Linked DNA regions of Homo sapiens: region 2 is linked to region 1. Evidence: chromatin contacts called from ENCODE Hi-C data. All regions are on one chromosome and are shown on one strand. Each heading gives the region's core, a stretch centred on a gene start or an enhancer-like site at or near the end of the contact. The rest is flanking DNA. Distances are from core to core; before and after follow the strand shown. Region 1 holds the start of SERTAD3 (SERTA domain containing 3). Region 2 holds the start of SMG9 (SMG9 nonsense mediated mRNA decay factor).

What was found. A loop is a pair of places that touch in the nucleus more often than their neighbours do. Pooled maps may share reads with other maps.
Region 2: a loop to region 1 is called in a map with no recorded cell type, with 10 times the contacts of the local background. The contact joins the promoter of SMG9 here to the promoter of SERTAD3 in region 1. A Hi-C loop is called at or near these places in 1 of 168 maps with a recorded cell type or tissue (breast epithelium), 1 of 37 single-sample maps with no recorded cell type and 2 of 50 pooled maps.

Annotation. Positions count from the first base shown.
Region 1 is chr19:40,442,687-40,445,950 of GRCh38, reverse strand. SERTAD3 (SERTA domain containing 3) reads left to right here and starts at 1,616. Exons shown (of 2, transcript NM_203344.3): 1 at 1,616-1,736. SERTAD3-AS1 (SERTAD3 antisense RNA 1) reads right to left here and starts at 1,434. Exons shown (of 2, transcript NR_187496.1): 1 at 1,323-1,434; 2 at 688-1,061. RefSeq lists silencers at 1,085-1,304, 1,365-1,684, 1,865-1,924, 2,390-2,769.
Region 2 is chr19:43,753,223-43,756,317 of GRCh38, reverse strand. It overlaps SMG9 (SMG9 nonsense mediated mRNA decay factor), which reads left to right and starts at 1,356. Exons shown (of 14, transcript NM_019108.4): 1 at 1,356-1,664. RefSeq lists a silencer at 1,576-1,935 and an enhancer at 2,166-2,425.

The DNA.
Region 1 (3,264 bases), core at 367-2,866:
CTGAGCATTTAGCAAACTTTCACTGGGACCTGCTACGTGTCCAGCCCTGTGCTAGGTGATCCTGCAGACCAAGAGGTGGTTGACAGAGATATCCTTGGTACCTGCCCTCGGCGGGGCGTTCCTCAGTCCATATAGTAACTGACAGTCCAGGACTGGGATGGCGGCACAGGAGGCCATGGAATCCTAGAATGGATCCTAACCCAACCTGGACTGCCAGGGAGGGCTTCGGAGAGGAGGAAACCTTTGAAATGTGTTCTGAGAAGCAGCCTGGGAATTGAGGGTATATTTTGAGGATGAGGAAACAAGTTTAAATATCCAGAGGCGAGAAGATTGCTTGAGGCCAGGAGTTCAAAACCAACCTGGGCAACACAAGAAAACCCCCCTCCCCCCTCCCCCATCTCTCTGTCACCCAGGCTGGAGTGCAGTGGCACGATCTCGCCTTCACTGCAACCTCAACCTCCCAGGTTCAAGCGATTCTCCTGCCTCAGCCTCCCAAGTGGCTGAGATTACAAGCGTGCGCCACCACGCCCAGCTAATTTTTGTATTTTTAGTAGAGACGGGGTTTCACCATTGTTGGCCAGGCTGGTCTCAAACTCCTGACCTCAAGTGATCTGCCCGCCTCCGCCTCCCAAAGTGCTGGGATTACAGGCGTGCGCCACTGCGCCCGGCAAAAAATAATATTAATAATAAAGATCCAGAGGCCTTTTATTGTCATGTTTGCGAACTTATTATGTACCTGGCATTGTTGTAGACACTGGGGTAAAGCAGGGAAGAAAACAAACAGAGAAAATCCTTTCGTTTTCCTGATGGGGTGAATGGGAGCTTGAAGCCATTTTAGAAAAACTGGAAGTGACTCAATGGGGCAGGATCGGAGAGAACCAGGAGAACGCATCAAGCAAGGTCGTGAGGGGCTTTGTGGCAAAAGGAAGGAGTTTGAAGTTTGTATTCGGGGTGGGTAGGAAGCCATGAACAGTAGCAGAGGAGTCATCTTGATGGAGCGGGGAAGGAAAGAGGGTGTCAGAAGACCCAGGTGGGACCACCAGAGGACGTGCTGAGAAAACCTGAGGATTAAGAAGGGGCCGCGCGGTAACGTATAGGGGGCGGGAGGGGCAGCAAGGGGGCGAGGCTACGATCGCCTAGGCAACGCGGGCCGCGCCACTCTATTGGCTGGTCTTCCGCTACGTCATCCCCCGCGCCCCAGCGTCCTCCCTCGGAACCCCGGGGGCGCGGCCTCCTCCGGTTGCTCGGCCCCGCCCGCCTGCACAGCGACTTGGGGAGGGGCATGCCAGCCCCTCTGGCTCCACGGTGGAGTCCAGGCCTACCATAAAGGAACCGCAGGGAGCAATGGTGACGATCTTGGAGCGAGGACTGTAGCTGAGTGGAAGGAAGCGGTTCTGTTGGACCGGCCGCCCTCCACCCCGGAGTCGCTGCCCCGCCCCCTGCCAGTTGCACTTCTTTAAATGGCCCGGGGCGCTAGGGAGGGGTGGGCGGATCCGGCGTCTCGGGGCACGGGCGGATGGCTCCGCCCAGCCAATCGACGCCCCGCGGCGGGCGGGACTCCAGCCAATCGCGGCTCGCGGCTCGGCTCCGGGGCGGGGCTGGTGGGCCAGAGGCCAGACGGAGAGGCCCCGCCGAGGTGAGCGAGGCTCCAACCGGTCACTGGTGGGTCCTGGCACTGGCGGGTCGCAACGCTGTGGGCGTTCCAGGAGGTGGTCGTGGCGAACCTGGCAGCTGCGGTGAGGAGTGGTCGCCTGGCTTGGGAATTTACCTTAGGCTGGGGGAGAGAGAAGCGCGCCCCGGGGACTTGCGGAGGCGGGGTCTGGGTGGGACCGGGGGAGGGGGCCTCAGATTCAGGGTGATGATAGGGAGGGTCTGGGGACCTGAGACTGAGTTCAAGACCCAGGAGGGGAGGCGAGGTTGTTGGGGCAGTATTTTCAAGTGGAGGGAGTTTGAAGCTGGGACGTTGGGCTTTTGGAGAAGCGAGAGAACAGAGGGGAGGAACTTTTGAGACAGGGAACCTGGAGATTCGATTCCACTTGGGTCTTCCGGACGGGTTGAATTCGGGGCTTTATCGTGTTCTGGAAAAGGTGTGAGAGGTACGGAGCTGAGATTCTGAGTATTTGGAGAAGCGAGAGAACTAGGGTCAAGGATTCTTGGGACTCCAAGACGCACTGGCGGGGGAAGGAGGTTGCCGGGAAGAGTTCAATGTTCGGGTCTTGGAGCCGGACAGCGAGTTTGGAGGTGAAGTCCAGGGGCGTTTGAAAGTCAGGAGACTAGGAGAAGTGGGAGGAAGTATCAGAATTAGGATACGTAGTCTCCCGAACTAGATCGGAGCATTGTCGTCTTTGAGCGATGTGTTCGGATCTGGGTCTCTGGATCCAAGGGCAGTTTGGAAGGAGAATCGCGGACTTTCAAGGAACAGAGGGACCGGGAGAAAGCAAATTTAGAGCCGGAGTCTGGGGTGGGGGAGGGGTGTTCCGGGCCTGGAGCTCAGACTCGCGGCCCCGGAGGCAATGGAGGGCGGGGCTCGGCAGGCGCCGGCAGCTGGACGTCCAGGTTCCCTTCCCCCACCCGCCTGTGCCCCTGTGCGCATGCCCTGAGGGAGAGCGGGGTGAGGGGGGTGGCTCGTCCCCTGGACGGGCGGAGCCCTCTGGGGATTGTAGTGCGTGCTCGACGTCAATTCGTGTACCTGGCGGCTGTTGGCCCCCGTTTCCCAGAAGCCCCTGGGCCAAATTGGGGCGTTCCTGGATGCTCTGTAAGGACCCATGGGGGGGCGGGGCCTTACAGTGTCGCGGTCTGATTGAGTGGGACCTCCGAGGGGGCGGGGCTTGGTCTGAGCTGAGTTCTAGCAAGTTTTCCTATGGGGCGCGCTTTGGGGGAATCTGAAAGCGTGGGCAGAGGGAATGAGACAGGCCCCTTTCCTACTCTTGGGAGCGCTCCCAGTCGGTTAAGGAAGAGGACATAGAAATATCCCGACTGTTGAAGAAGAATCTCAACATAGGTTCCCCAACAGGGCTCCAGGAGATTTCGAATATAGTAGGCACTCAGTAAATCTGTTGAGCGAATAACTGGCAATTAACTCTTGATCGAGGCCGGGTGTGGTGGTAATCCCAGCTACTCAGGAAGCTGAGGCGGGAGGATCGCTTGAGCCCAGGACTTCGAGACTGCAGTGAGCTGTGATAGCGCTGCTGCACTCAGCCCTGGGCGACAGAGCGAGACCCTGTCTCTAACAAAAAACAAACACAACTCTTGTTCATTAAGCAC
Region 2 (3,095 bases), core at 107-2,606, 3.3 Mb before region 1:
AGTCACTTGGTCAAGCTCAGCCGCTATTTATATGAACTCAACACATGCTCTTAACTCCAATGCTTTATTATAACAGCAGCTCCAGAAGGAAACCGGGAACCAGTGCTTTAGGAAAGGAAAATGGGAACCAGAGGTGGAAACTTACTTTTATTGTATACAGCCAGAGAGGTTTGAATTGTGTATGTACATGTAATACCTGTTCAAATATAATTTTAAAAAACTTTTTTTTAGACCAGCCACGGTGGCTCACGCCTGTCATCCTAGCACTTTAGGAGGCCGAGGCGGGCGGATCACTTGAGGTCAGGAGTTCGAGACCAGCCTGGCCAACATGGCAAAACCCAGTCTCTACTAAAAATACAAAAAATTAGCCAGGCGTGGTGGACGCCTGTAATCCCAGCTATTTGGGAGGCTGAGGCAGGAGAATCGCTTGAATTTCAGGAGGTGGAGACGGCAGTGATCCGAGATCTCGCCACTGCACGCCAGCCTGGGTGACAGGGCGAGACTCCGTCTCTAAATAAATAAATAAAATAAAAATAAATAAAATTTCAAATAAAAAGCTAGAACCTTCCCATCCACCCACTCTGCCCACTGGGGAACTGCCGACCCTTCCGAATGCGCATGCGCTCTCCAGGCCGCGCCCGTCGCCCAATGTTCCTCTTTGGCGCGCGCAAGACTCCGCCCACGTGTGTTTAAATTTTCGACCCTGGAGCGGATTCCCTTCTCCAACGCGGCCTTCGAGGGTTTTAAACATAGTTCTGTCTCAGACTATTCTGCATCTCCCAGGCCTTAAGGATAAAACTGACACTGGAGACCCTTCAGGGTCTGACCTGCCCATTCTGCTGCCTCACCTCCCACCCAGGTGGACCCTGAATCCAAGCCAGTCTAGACCTCTTCCCCCGGGGTCTTCGCCGCCTTTGCTTAGCTGTTCCCTGGAGTACCCTCGCCTGCCTGTCCTTCAAGGTCCAACCGGACCCGCGCCCTTTCCTAAGTGATTTGAGGCCCTGGCAGTCTCTCCACAGGCCGGGGTGTCTTCCAGGGCGCACGCCAAGTCTGATTCATTCATGTGTTCTTGGCACTCAGCCCAGAACAGTGAAATTCCTCCCTGTCGTCCCACCCCACTGCATCCCGCCAACATCACCGAAGAGGCACAACTCGAACCCCAGATCCGGGCCGCTCTCCCTCCTGCCGGCTCCTCGGCGTATCCATTTCCCTACTCATCTCCCCACCCTCAACCCCCCAACCGCGCGCACGCGCATTGAGTCAGAGCCGCGGCGTCCTCCCGCCTCCCGCTCCGGAACCCGCATGCGTGCTGAAGCCGACCGCCTCCATCCACGCACGCTCAGCCCGGCGAGCGCATTCAGTTCTCGAGCTCCAGCCCTCAGCGCATGCGCAGGACGAGTCGCCTGAGGGAACTGATCTCAGCTCGGGCCCGCGTTACATCCTCCTCCTCTTCTTCCTTCGGCCCAGCTTTCCTTAGGGGCTGCAACCCGGACGCCGAGGCCGGTTTCGGAGTGGGGAGTGCCCATTTTCTCTCCTTCCCACGTTCCTGGCCCCCAGACGCCATTTGCAGGCGGGTGGCTTGGGTCAGCCTCCCCGCCCCCACCCGACTCCCGTCACGGGAGAGCGCACACCGCGCCCCGAGAACCAATCAGCAGCCGCGTTAGGTAAGGGGGCCGCGAGCCCGCGCGAGGCTAGCGCACCGGCGGCGGGCGGGGCGCTCCGGCAGGCCCCGCCCCCGCCTTGGCCATTGAAAGGTCGCTGGGACGTCCGGCGGGGGTGCGGCACTGAGTAGGGGGCCGGCGACCGTCAATTCGATACTGGGTTGGCAGGAATGGGGGCGGGGGACGGAAATAACGTGTAAATGAGAAACTTATGCTCTGCGAGATCCAAGTACAGCCTGCAAACTGCCCGTCAAGTACTGGGGAGGCCGCCCCAATAACGTGTAACGAGAAACTTGAGTTGGGTTCCCCGAGGGAAGCTTTGTAAAGCAATGCCTAAATCCGGGGGAGGCTCCCTTCTAGAACCCCGTAGAGAGAAGTTTAAATCCTAGGGAGTCCTTAGGAAAATGTGCAAATCGACTACAGTTCTGGGCTGGGGAGTGCCCCACGAAGTGGGCTTACATACTCAGGAATCGGGAGAGTCTCCCCAAATATTTGCAAATAGTGAGGTTCTGGGAGATCCCCGAAGGGAGTGTGTGAAGCGATGCCTAAATACTGAGGAGACACTCCCCAAAAATATGTAAATTCGATTTGTTAATTTTCGGGAAGTCACCCTAGAAGTCCATCAGCAGACACTTAAATAGACCAGCTTTCCTAAGTTTGGGGGTAATCCCCAAAGGAGCCCGGAAACAGCATTGGAAGTCCCCAGCTTGCATGTGGGTGGGGTTTTTTTTTTTTTTCTTTGAGACAAGAGTCTCGCTCTGTCGCCCAGGCTGGAGTGCAGTGGCACGATCTCGGCTCACTGTATCCTCCACACCTGGTTTAGGTGGGCTTTTAAGTTCCAAGGAACTCCCCACATTCAGATACTGTGGAAGCTCCCAGAATAAAGGGCACAGGGAGGCCAGGTGCGGTGGCTTACCCGGGGAATCCGATCACTTTGGGAGACCGAGGCTGGCGAATCACTTGAGGCCAGGAGTTCGATACCAGCCTGGCCAACATGGCGAAACCCCGTCTCTACTGAAAATGCAAAACTTAGCCCGGCCTGGTGGTATGCACCTGTAATCCCACCTACTTGGGAGGCTGAGGCAGGAGAATTGCCTGAACCCGGGAGGCAGAGGCCGCAGCCAGCTGAGATCGTGCCACTGCACTCCAGCCTGGGCAACAGAGCAAGACCGTCTCAAAAAAAAAAAAAAAAAAAAAAGAAAAGCATTCACACAGGGGCGCTTACTTTGCACAGGAAAGGGCATCCTCATAGGCCAGTAAACAGAAACCTCAGGGCTGGGCAGTATCCCAATTGAGGCATGAAGACAAGTACTTAAGCACTGGGTAGATTTCAGAATAATGTGTAAAGACACTTAATTGCAAGTGAGGGAGGAGTCTCAGATTCTGGGGAGAATCTCCATCCCAGACTAAGCAGTCATTTCGGTATGGAATGAG